Regions from separate parts of the Homo sapiens genome. Here region 1 is linked to region 2. A link is a contact called in ENCODE Hi-C or POLR2A ChIA-PET data. All regions are on one chromosome and are shown on one strand. Each heading gives the region's core, a stretch centred on a gene start or an enhancer-like site at or near the end of the contact. The rest is flanking DNA. Distances are from core to core; before and after follow the strand shown.

Region 1 (5,901 bases), core at 3,169-5,668, 73 kb after region 2:
ACAAATTTTGTTGTGTTTTCATTTCATCTACTTCAGAATGCTTTCTAATTTCCCTTTAGATTCTTTTGACCCATGAGCTATTTAAGAAGTACGTTATTTAGAAGTACAAATATTGAGGGCTTTTCCAAATATCTTGGTTGCTGATTTCCAAATTCCATTATGCCCAGAGGCCACATCTTGAATCCTTTTAAAATCCTCTGTACCAAATAAAATTAGGAAATAGGTCCAGGTTTTGCTTCTGTCACGGGTGAGATTTTTTAGTGTGTCTCTAAAGGTTGGTACGGGCTTTTTTTTTGCCAACAGGTGAAAAGGGCAAGAGTGACTACACTATGCAAGAATTTGTTTGTGGGTTAGTCTGGTTTCAAAGAGAAAAACCATGTTTAGAATCAGAACTTAGCTTAGCAAGTTAATTTCTACTGTCCCAGGAAATGATGAGGAACTGAGACACACAGGGCTAAGATCACATAGCCAATTAGAAGTTGATCCTTAAGGCTGAACTTGGATACTCAGGCAACAGCAGAAGAACATATTTTACTGTTTTTCATTATTTGGTCGCCACATATCATGTAATTTGGTTACTTTGAGAGGAAGTATGGTATGATGCTTCTGGGGTTGAAAAGTCCTGGGTTTGATCTGTCTCCTGTAGTCTTGGGCATGTAATTTATCATCTCCTAAATGGAGATAATAATGGTGTCTGCATTGCAGATTAGTCGTGAGTATTAAATCAGATAATGTGTCTAAAGCACTCAGCAAACATATGGAACTTCCCAACAAATATTACTATTACTCCACCAGCACCACTGCCTATTACCACCATATTTGTATTATGAGGACACCAAATTTAAGTTAGAAGCAAAGGACAGAAACTATGCAGTCTACTTTTTTTTTTTTTGTGGAGACGGAGTCTCACTCTGTTGCCCAGGCAGGAGTGCAGTGGCTGATCCTGACTCACTACAACCTCCACCTCCTGGGTTCAAGCGATTCTCTTGCCTCAGGCTGAGGCGATTCTCTTGCCTCAGCCTCCCGGTAGCTGAGATTACAGGCACTAATCCCACGCCCAGCTAATTTTGTACTTTTAGTAGAGATAGGGTTTCACCATGTTAGCCAGGCTGGTCTCAAACTCCAGACCTCAGGTGATCTGCCCGCCTCAGTCTCCTAAAGTGTTGGGATTACAGGTGTGAGCCACTGCACCAGGCTACTATGCAGTCTACTCTTGCTAGACACTCCCTTGAAGCCACCCAGACTCAGGAACCCCAAACAAAGGGGAAAGAAAGTCAGACTATTGCTGGCTTAGCCATTTCTCTGTCTCTGGTCTGGACTCTTCTGAGAATAAAACCTTTTACATGAGTGGCCTATTTCCTTTTGTTACATACACTGGCTGTTCTCTCCCAATTACCTGTTTTCCTGTCCACAGCGGAAAGGGCTTCAGGATGGAAGGAGAAAGGAGCTTCACGCGCCCCACTTTGTCCGTGAGTCCTCGGTACACCAGCTCCATATAGTGCTCCCGGGTGAAAAAGCAACCCCGAGTAGTCATGCTTGCCCCTGAAACCATGTGATCCTGGATCAGTCCCGCCAATGGTTGGCCATCCTATAAGCCAAAACAGACAACACAAGAAGAATGAAAATAAATCTTAAGTCAAACTCTAATCCCTAATCGCCTGCCTGGAAGCCACTTTCTATCAAGAGCCCTTCTTATATCCCTGTCTTGTCTTGCCCACATCCTCACTATGTTCTTGCTTGGGAGCCAACTGCTTCCCAAAGCACATGACCAGGGTTTAGCACTGGCTTCTACGTTTGCCATTTGCCCACTATCCTATATCAAGACTGCTTCAAACTCATCCCGTTCCCCCGGCCTTCTCTGTTTAATCCCATCTGGTTCTAGTTACTCCAGCATATTTTTGGCATTTATGCCTAAATTTGGTCTGGCTGCTGTCAGCTGTGTTCTTGTTTTTATACTTTGGTTTTATGCTTTAGTATTTTTCACACGTTTCTGGCCTGGCTCTTCTGTAAATCAGTCATGCACTCAACAAATATTTATCAGGAGCCTCCTGAATGCCTAGGCACTGGGTAGGCTTTTCCCTACTCCAGGGGACCAAACAGACATGGTCCTTTATGATGAAGAAGAACTAGACAGTAAACAAATGATTGGATAAATACAATATCACAAAGTGTTTTAAATGCCAAAGAGGAAAATAACAGGGTGGGTCATAATATAGACTTGAGGTGAGGGGGATGGTCAGAAATAGCCTCTCCGAAGGGCAGTTTCACAGTTGAGGCCTGAGGGGTGAGCTGGCCAGTGTTGGGAGGAAGGGGTTCCGGCACAGGTTCCTCAAGAGAGCTGTGAGTGGGCCTGATGTGCATGACTGCAGAAGGGAGAATAGCCATTATTAGTTATCTCTTCACAACACAGCACAGGGTTCATGGTGGGCCCTTAATAAAGGCTGTTATCTACCAGATGCCAAAAAGAAAGGCTTTTATGAAAAGCCTGAGATTTGGTGAGTGCATTAATTTCATTTGACACTTTCACAGCCATTCTGATCCCCAGTCTCCTGAACCTTATCTGTCGGGTCTGTGTTCACGGCAACATAACGCACGCTGAAGTAAAAATAGCTATGCTCACTGACGTTCTTTAAGATGTAGATTTTGTAAACTTTTCAATGTTTATAGGAATTTGAGAAAAACCTGTGCCTTGGATATAAAGATTATTAATCATTTGATTATTTGTTAAATACTAGCCAACAGTATGGTCATGTTTTATAACTAAGGCTAAGGGAACTCACAAATGCAGTCTGGGAGAAGCACCAGAAATTTAACCATATGTACTAACTCAAAGGCTAAAAAAGGATCCTTGTCAAATGGTCTAAACACTACAGTGATGGGCTCTATGTAAACTCAAAGATAACGATTACAGATGGGCTGGAAAGGTGGCACAGACCTAAGGCAAGATCAGATGGAGCACACAGCCCCTCTTATGAAGGCTTTCACTTAATAATGTACATAAAAAAATTATACTCTACCTCTTGTTGCCTAGATGGTCTTATTTTGCTTGGGGGAAAAACCCAAACCAGTATTATGCATTTGACTCATCTCACAGTCTTTGGGGGGCAGATACTGATTTTTCCTTTTGTTTTTTTCCTTAAAGAACATAATTACAGGTTCTGTGATCTATTCAGTGCCTTTTCCTCTCTCTGTCCAGATTTTTCCATGACTAGACAATTACTTTGATGGCTAAATCATTTTCAATGCAATCATCACAAATTCTATGGCAGAATGCTGATTAAAGCAATTACTAAAGGTCTACTTATAATTCTAAATTTCCTAACTCCTGCTTAGGATCAGAAAGAACACCTCTGAATCAAAACCCCAGACAATTGTCAGCTTTACTATTCTCCTTAATAGCAAAATGACATTACAATTAATGTCTCTGGTTAGGATGCTTTGTGAATAGGGTATCCCTGTAACTTGAATTTTCTAGCTGACTAAGTAGAAGTCAGGAAACATATCTGAAGCCTTGCTTAAAAACTTTCCACAAAGTATGGGCCCTCAATAAATAAACAGAAGGAAAAAAAATTAGTCCAAAAAGTAACACATAAATGAAAAGTTTAACTGTTTTCATGGAAAAGAAATGAGTTCCATTCAACTCCTATTTTAAGTAAAAAGACGCCACAAAACTCTACTAAGTACATAAAACCAACGACAAAATGTACTTTAATTCAGTATTATGGTTACTTAAGGAAGATAACCTGGTAATAGAGAAGAAATTGAATTATAAATAAAGAAATATGGAAACTAAGGGAAATAAAGATATGCTAAGAAAAATTACCTCAAAATACTGGTTTTCCTAGTTTAACCAAATCAGCTCTTGTCCTTTTAGGACTCTGCCAATAAAGACATGTTGCATTTTTATAACCATTAGCAAATATAAGGATTCCACTTCTTGGCATTTACACCAAGGACTAAATAAAATTTATCAAGAATCAAAAGCTCTTTACCTCCGACAAAAGAAAGTGAATGAAAGTACAGTGAATCTTCAAGCCATCTCCCATAAGCTTTTTTCAATAAATTAATTTATTGACATTAAGTTTATTTACCTGTGTTCTCCTGCCTCCCTTAAGTGTACGCCCAACCTAAAACTCATAGGCATATTAGCATGTGATGAGGTCCACTTGGATTTATATGTCAGCCCACTGCAGGACACAATGTAAGCATGAAGTCTCCTATGGCTTTGCACCGTATTCAATCAAAATCAAGCACAGCACATTCAAGGTCACTGGTCTGAGGACTTCAGAGCACCTCAACTCCCCACATAGCTAATGCCTCAGGTCACTCTGCCAGCAAAAAACCATCTGCTGCTCCCCGGTAGTGTCCCCTCTGGTGAAATATGACTCGGCTGCTATAGAGTCAGAGACCCACACAGTTCTGGCAGCCACTTCCTGTCACCTGCCTTCCCTTAGTCCCAGCCTTGGCTGTCGAGTGGGGCTAAGAACACGCACAGCCAAGCACATGGGCGGGGGGGGGGGGCGGGTGTCGTCCAAAGCTGCTGGGTTCAAGTCTTGGCCTCATTGCTGGCTGACATATTACTCACTTGGTGTTTCCTTGTCTGAAAATCACACCAACCTCATAAGGAAGGGAATGTCTGCAAACTGCTTACAGCAGTGCCTAAGGCCTGTGACCCACTTAATAAATGGCAGCTTTTACTGCCACCACCACAGAGCCACATTATTATTTAAATGAAAACATAAAAAGCCACTTTTCAAATTAGCAAATGTATTTTTTTTAATTTCCAAGTAATCTGGGTAGGCCCTTCACCACTTCTTCCTACATTTAGTCCCTTTGCTAATCCACAGCCAACAAAGGTGGGCAGAGAAGGGAAAGGCCAACTCAAACAACCGGGACCCTTGTGAAGCCACAGTGGTGCATCTGGTGGGAAAAGGGTCCGGGATGCCGGGCTCCTGGCCACCTGCCTGATTCCTTCGTGGCAGACGGCTGATGGGAATAGAGAAGCTCCAAGGAGCAGAGGATGCTGATTGACACTAGGCATCTCTGAGCAGCCCCTGGCACTCCCTGTGCACAGAGGTCTCCATCTCTGTGGTAGCACAAACCCTAGGAAGATCCAGGAACTCCTTGTCCTTCCTGCTGCTTCTCAGCTGAGTGTCCTTGGACAAGTTACACGAATCCTTCAAGTGTAAAATGTGGACATGAATAGCACCTACCTCCAAGGACTGTGGGGAGGGTGAAATGAGGAGCCTCTAAAGTGCTCTCTGCACAGTGTATGGCACTGAAAAAGTACTTGGGAAATGGGAGCCTTGGTTTGACGTTACGATTATTCTTCATACTCCACCACAATCCAAATGAATGATGTATAACTATGAATCATTGTGGCGCAAATGGCTTATAATTTAGGAGGACTCAGACCTTTGGGTGGGTGGTGAGGGTGAAGGAGGCACTGGAACACACTCTGTCTTCTTTCCTGCAGCCTGCCTCTTTCCCCGCTCTGTCCCTCCCATGAGCACATGCTAACTCAGGCCCCTGCCACTCCTGGCCAAGAGTCAGCTGCTAAGGAGACGGGGGAGGAAGTTCTATCCTTCCCTCGTGTCCCTCTGGACAGCTGTGACCACAAGGGGTTGCCCTTGAGGAGTGAACTTGGAGAAAGAAGGAAAGGATTCAAAGGGGACAGAAGATGCCTTCACGGGCTGCTGCGGGATCTCTTCTGGGCCCTTGGGGTTAGGCTGCTTCTTAAAACTCATGTTTGTCAGAACAAAGGATCAAAGTCATCAGTGGACCATGAGAACCATTACAGTGTTGGGATGCTAATGCTAGCCGGGGGCTACTAAGTTGCAGAATCCAAATTTAAGTGCTGAACACAAGACCTATCACACAGTTATTAAGGTTGGCTTTCTG
Region 2 (5,439 bases), core at 1,041-3,540:
CTCCCCAACACCAAAAACTGGAAAACAGCCTGACAGTCATTAATTCCTGAGGGAACAGCTGACTCTTCTGAGACCATCTACTCTCTGCCCACAACCTCTCCTGCATACCCCAGCTGTGGCTCTGCTATTCATCCCAAATGTCCTGGCCAGGCCCACCCACTTGGCCAAAAAGTTGACTTCCCAGCCAGACCTGGTTGATCAATTGGCCACTATCCTTACAGGAAAAGTCTGAGTTATGAGAAAAAAAAAACTAATTTCTTCCAAAATATAAAAAGAAAACTGCATGATCAAAGTGAATAAATGTTTAATTAAATGCCTGCAAAGTGGAACACTATGTCAGCTTCCTTAATTGATACATTCAGTATTTTTAAAAATTTCATTACATTTGCAAAACAAATTGAAAGTAGCATTTCCTCCTTTGCAAGAATTCTTGAGGAGTGTGTGGTGATTGCCAAGAAATAACAAGTTGCTCATGTACTATTATTTTAAAAAGAAAAATTATCAAAACCATTTAAAAATATTTTGCAATATTAAAAATACACATGATCCTGATCTGATCACTATACATTAAATGTATCAAATCATCACTATGTATTCCATAAATATGTGCAATTATTATGTGTCAATTAAAAATAAACAAATAAATAATACACATATGTGTGCATATATGTGTATATACATACATATACTCAGTGTGGGCTGTTTGATGTGTTATTGGAACAAGGTCTTTAAAAGTAAGCTGAGGGGCACTTTGGGAGGCTGAGGCAGGCGGATCACAAGGTCAGGCAATCGAGACCATCCTGGCTAACATGGTGAAACCCCCTCTCTACTAAAAATACAAAAAATTAGCCGGGCGTGGTGGTACGCGCCTGTAGTCCCAGCTACTCGTGAGGCTGAGCTAGGAGAATCACTTGAACCCAGGAGGCGCAGGTTGCAGTGAGCCGAGATCATGCCACTGCACTCTAGCCTGGGTGACAGAGCAAGACTCCATCTCAAAAAAAATAAAAAAAAATTAAAAAATTAAAAAAGAAGCTGAGGGGCTGGGCGTGGTGGCTCACGCCTGTAATTACAGCACTTTGGGAGGCCATGGTAGATTAATCAGTTGATGTCAGTAGTTCCAGACCAGCCTGACAAACATGGTGAAACCCTATCTCTACTAAAAATACAAAAATTAGCTGGGCATGGTGGAGGGCACCTGTAATCCCAGATATTGGGAAGCTAAGGCAGGAAAATCACTTGAACCCAGGAGGCAGAGGTTGCAGTGAGCCCAGATCGCGCCACTGCACTCCATCCTGCGTGACAGAGCAAGACTCCATCTCAAAAAAAAAAAGTAAGCTGAGGGCTCAAGGGCCACACAGGTCTTCAAGAGGCCCAGCCCGGGATCCGCACACCCGAGAACCCTGTGCTGAGTCAGGATCCCCTTCTGTGGACACAAGATAGGAGTGGTGCTGTCAAGAGGAAGTTCTAAAAATAGACCCTAACATGTAGGGCAGAATATTAGTGGTTCTGAGAACTAGCAGAATCAGAGGCAGAAATGAGACATGTGACCAAAATGAAACCCCACAGCCCAAAGGGTATCTCCCTGGCTCCCCTGGGCCCTCTAGAAAAACTAGCAAAAAACTAGAAAAGCTAGTAAAACTCTTATCATTGGAGCCAGTGGCATTATTGGCCTCTATCCCCACTAAAATGTGAGTAACTTCAAAAGAAAATGCTCTTTTTTTCTTCCTCCAAAAACTTAAAGTGTAACATGTATAAAGAGAATGCATCTTTTTTTTTTTTTTTTTAAGACAGAGTCTTGCTCTGTTGCCCAGACTAGCATGCAGTGGCACAATCACAGCTCACTGCAGCCTCGACCTCCTGGGCTCAATCGATCCTCCCACCTCAGCCTCCTGAGTAGCTGGGACTACTTCCCTAGGGGTCCTAAGGAACCCACCCAGGGGTGTGCTGGGCAGTGTGTAACCACAGCTCTCTGAAAACAAAAGCCCTTAAATCCCTGATGGGTAGAATTGCCAGTTCTCATGGTGTCCCTACTCCCACCATGGTGACCAACATGAAGGTGTGGACGTGGAACTGTGAGGAGAGGAGCATGGTCAGCTTTTTTGAGCTGGTATGAGCTAGCTTCAGCACATCACTGCATCCCCCAGATGTGAAATCTGAGGAGTAAATATCCAGGAATTCAGAGAAATCCTGGGAAATTGGGCACGTCTTTCCTTTCTCAATAGTTCCCCAAAAGATGAGAGGAGCATCCCTGGCTGCAAATCAGGTAAGTTCCTCTCAGGGTGCAGCTGACCCTGATTCCCACCTTGAGTCCCTTTTGCAATGGGGAGGAAGTGAGAGCAGTGGCTCTACCCAAACCAAAGCTTGGGGGTGTCGCACCTTGGGTGGGACTGGCTCCACAGTGTACCAGCTGTGTGACCCCGGCTGAGTCTCCCTGACCTCCGGTTGTTTCTCTGCAGAATGAGTGGGCACAAGGAGGATGAAGAGGGCTCGGGGCACCGCCTGGCATGGATGATGCCATCTGTCAAGGAGAGTCACTGGTAGTGTTTGAGTCCTTAAGCGCACTCACTCCAGGGGAAATGGTGAAGTGGATGGCCATTGTCCTGGGAATCTTTGGGACTGTACATGACGATCATTGGGGCTCTTTTGTTTTTCTAGCCCATCAATGACTGACTTCAGACCCAGCAGAATAAGAAAGCCTTAAACTAGTAGCTTTATGTTCTTTTTCTGGATCTTCCTCTAAATTCTGCAAAGTAAGTGGCAGTGATCCATTTTATAGATGAAGAAACTAAGGCCCAGAGAGGCAATATCATGTCTGGCCTTGCTTCTCTGTGACTTATTTGACTTCTTCCTTTGGAGACCCTGAGAGCCAGGCAAACGTTCTCTAGGACAGACAGGCAGGAAGGTCAGAGGTGGGGGTGGAGGCACTGCTTCCACCCCACCCCCTGCAGAAGAGGCAGGAGTCAGCTGGGACAGAAGGGGCAGACCTGTGAGAGGCCTAATTACGCATCCTCTTTCCTGCCCTCCCTGTGGCATCTTTCCTGTTCCTTGGGAAACACTCTAAGATGGACATAGGTGGGCAGACAGTTTATTGTGTGCCCTGGAGTCAGGACACACAAGGAGAAGGAGGGAGTGGCGGTGGGAGAAACTGGGCTGTGATACAGTCCCAACAAAGACCTTGGCCAAGCCCTGGAGGAGCGCTGGAGCTGGGCTGGACGCTGACAGCTGCCCTGAGTTGGGACAAGAGTACCTGGCCTTTATGCCTTTATATTGACCAGTCATTGGATTTGGGCTGAATTGCTCCCAAAGAGGGCTTAGCTGAGGGACAACCACTGGGGTGCAGGCCCTTCAGTCCTGGAGGAGTCTGGGTAGCACCATGCCTAGTCCAAGTGGAACCGGTGTCTCCACGAGAGGCAATTTCCCTCTGAGTCTTGGAGGCCACATTCCTGAGAGAGAGAGTGTCATGACCCCACTCACTTGTCTGACCCAAGCTACCCAGGTCAAGGGGCACTGGCCAACCCATGGATTGACCAGTGTTTAGGTGAGGCATGCAAGAGTCTCCAAGCTAAATTAATTAATAAATTTAGAGACAAGGTCTCACTCTGTCACCCCGGCTGAGTCTTGTCATTCCTACAGGTGAATTGGTAGAGGAGGGACACAACCTGTTGGCTTCAGTGTGGGAAAAAGGTACAAAGAGGGCATGTGTCACCTGTCTGCCTCCCTCTCCCAGGTGAGCAGCTCCTGAGGAACGCATGCCTGGATTCGGGATCTCATATAGTGTCTGCCCTGGGAAGGCCCCCAACAGCTCCACCCTTTCCTGAAGAAGAGGAAGGAGGTGGGTATCTTTGGAGGCCCCAGTCCCATCTCATAGCACAGTACACAGGGGCATCTGCAGGACTAGAGGGACGGCTCCCCTGCCTCGCACCCCCTCCTCCCCACCCCATGAGAGAGGTGGGGCTCAAGAACCCCCACACAATGTCTTCATTGACACTTGTGGCCAAGTCAGCTTCTGGGTGCCATGGAAACCTCTCTTGGGAGCCCTGAGGGAAAGCAACAGCCCAGCCCTCCCACACTAAGCTCATTGTCCCCTGAGCAGTGAGAGCAGCCCCTTATCAGCCCCTTCCCAGGCCTGCAGATCCTGGCTTCCACCCCATCAGCAACATGAGCTTTCCTCTTGCCGGCCAGGCCTGGGGAGCTGGAGGGGTCTCATCAGTCACAGAATCCACCACCTGGGATCCTGTACTCCTTGGCCCCTTCCTTATTCCCCATGAAATCAAAGGCAGCCCCAGTAGTGAGGCAAGAGAGCTCATTTTTTAGTTGCACTAAAAATTTTTTTAGTGCTCATTTTTTAGCCCATTTTTTAGTTGTGCTGAGCCTTGAGAGTGGAGGGGGCACCAGGCAGAGAGAGGCCCCTCCCTCTGTTTGGGGCATACTTATGCCCTGAGCCAGCCACAGTGTCCCTCAGGCCTGCAGGAAGAAGGCCAGGCTCTGGAATAAATCCATCTGGGCCACCCCATGCCTGGTTCTGGCTTCAGGCTCCACTCATTCTTTTCTCCTCCCCCAAGTCCTGGAAACTTCCCCAGAAGTCCCTCCCCTGCCAGTCCCTCCCTTCCTTCTACCTCCCATGTCTCCTTGGGCCAAGGCCCATCTGCACAGATCCTGGCAGAATAAAGTCAGAGAATGTCAGGGCCAGAAGAGGCCTGAGAAATCAGAGCCCCGCATCTCTCTGCCATTCCATCCCCACTTACCATTTTATAGAGGAGAAGCTGAAGCTGGGTATGAGGAGGGACTTGCCCAAGATCACAAGCCAGGGCCTTCCCCTCCATTGGGCACCATTTCACCGGCCTCATGGGCTGCTTCTCCCTGCTCTGACCCAGAACTTGATCATCACAAACCAGGAGTATGCCAGGTCTTTGGAAGCAGTAAAACCTATAGAGATTGGAAGGCCCCGACCCAACCCTACCCAAAGTAGGGGTGTCAGCAACTAGAAAGAAGAAGGGCTCAGGATTACAGCACCTCCTCCCTTCAGCTGTCTGTCACCCAGGTGTCCCCATAACGACTCCCTCCACAGATACCCAGATGGCCAACAAGGGCAGCTCCCTTGAAACAAATGTCCCCCGAACTCCTCAGCCCCAGGAGGGAGGGGCCGTTGGGATGGGCAGCCCAGAGAGCCTGGGCTTTGCACCCAGAGCTAAGCGAGCTCAAATCCCAACTGGGCCACCTGGGACAGGTTATGCAGCCTCCCTATCACCCTCTGTAGAAGGAGAATCACAAAAAATTCTACCCACCTTATAGGGTTGCTGTAAGGATTTTGCAAGATATTGGATAGAAAGTTTCACACAACACTGGGCACAGAGAACACAGAGTGAACAGATGGTGTTGCTGTTCTCATCTATGACGACCTTTTACCCTTAGAACTCTGGGCACCAAGTTAGGGGTGGG

The links. Hi-C counts contacts between places; a loop is a spot of excess contacts on that map. ChIA-PET counts read pairs that join two places held with the same protein, here RNA polymerase II (POLR2A). Pooled maps may share reads with other maps.
Region 1: a map of heart right ventricle shows a loop between it and region 2 (2.5-fold over the local background). The contact joins two enhancer-like sites. A Hi-C loop is called at or near these places in 4 of 168 maps with a recorded cell type or tissue (aorta, ascending aorta, heart right ventricle and 1 more), 7 of 37 single-sample maps with no recorded cell type and 13 of 50 pooled maps. POLR2A ChIA-PET finds 5 or more read pairs at or near these places in 2 of 52 experiments (activated CD4-positive, alpha-beta memory T cell and naive thymus-derived CD4-positive, alpha-beta T cell).

Annotation. Positions count from the first base shown.
Region 1 is chr2:86,063,878-86,069,778 of GRCh38, forward strand. It overlaps POLR1A (RNA polymerase I subunit A), which reads right to left. Exons shown (of 34, transcript NM_015425.6): 14 at 1,397-1,588. Among named protein-coding and RNA genes, the nearest start is that of POLR1A, 39 kb to the right of the region's middle. RefSeq lists a silencer at 2,476-2,676 and an enhancer at 5,595-5,901. Within about 2 kb of position 4,419, at least 6 of the 41 ENCODE cell types and tissues checked have a DNase peak (open chromatin) inside an H3K27ac peak, as active enhancers do.
Region 2 is chr2:85,992,686-85,998,124 of GRCh38, forward strand. LOC105374843 (a long non-coding RNA gene) reads right to left here and starts at 5,393. Exons shown (of 3, transcript XR_940318.3): 1 at 5,286-5,393; 2 at 4,746-4,956. RefSeq lists a cis regulatory region at 1,193-1,706 and enhancers at 1,447-1,636, 1,677-1,856. Within about 2 kb of position 2,291, at least 20 of the 41 ENCODE cell types and tissues checked have a DNase peak (open chromatin) inside an H3K27ac peak, as active enhancers do.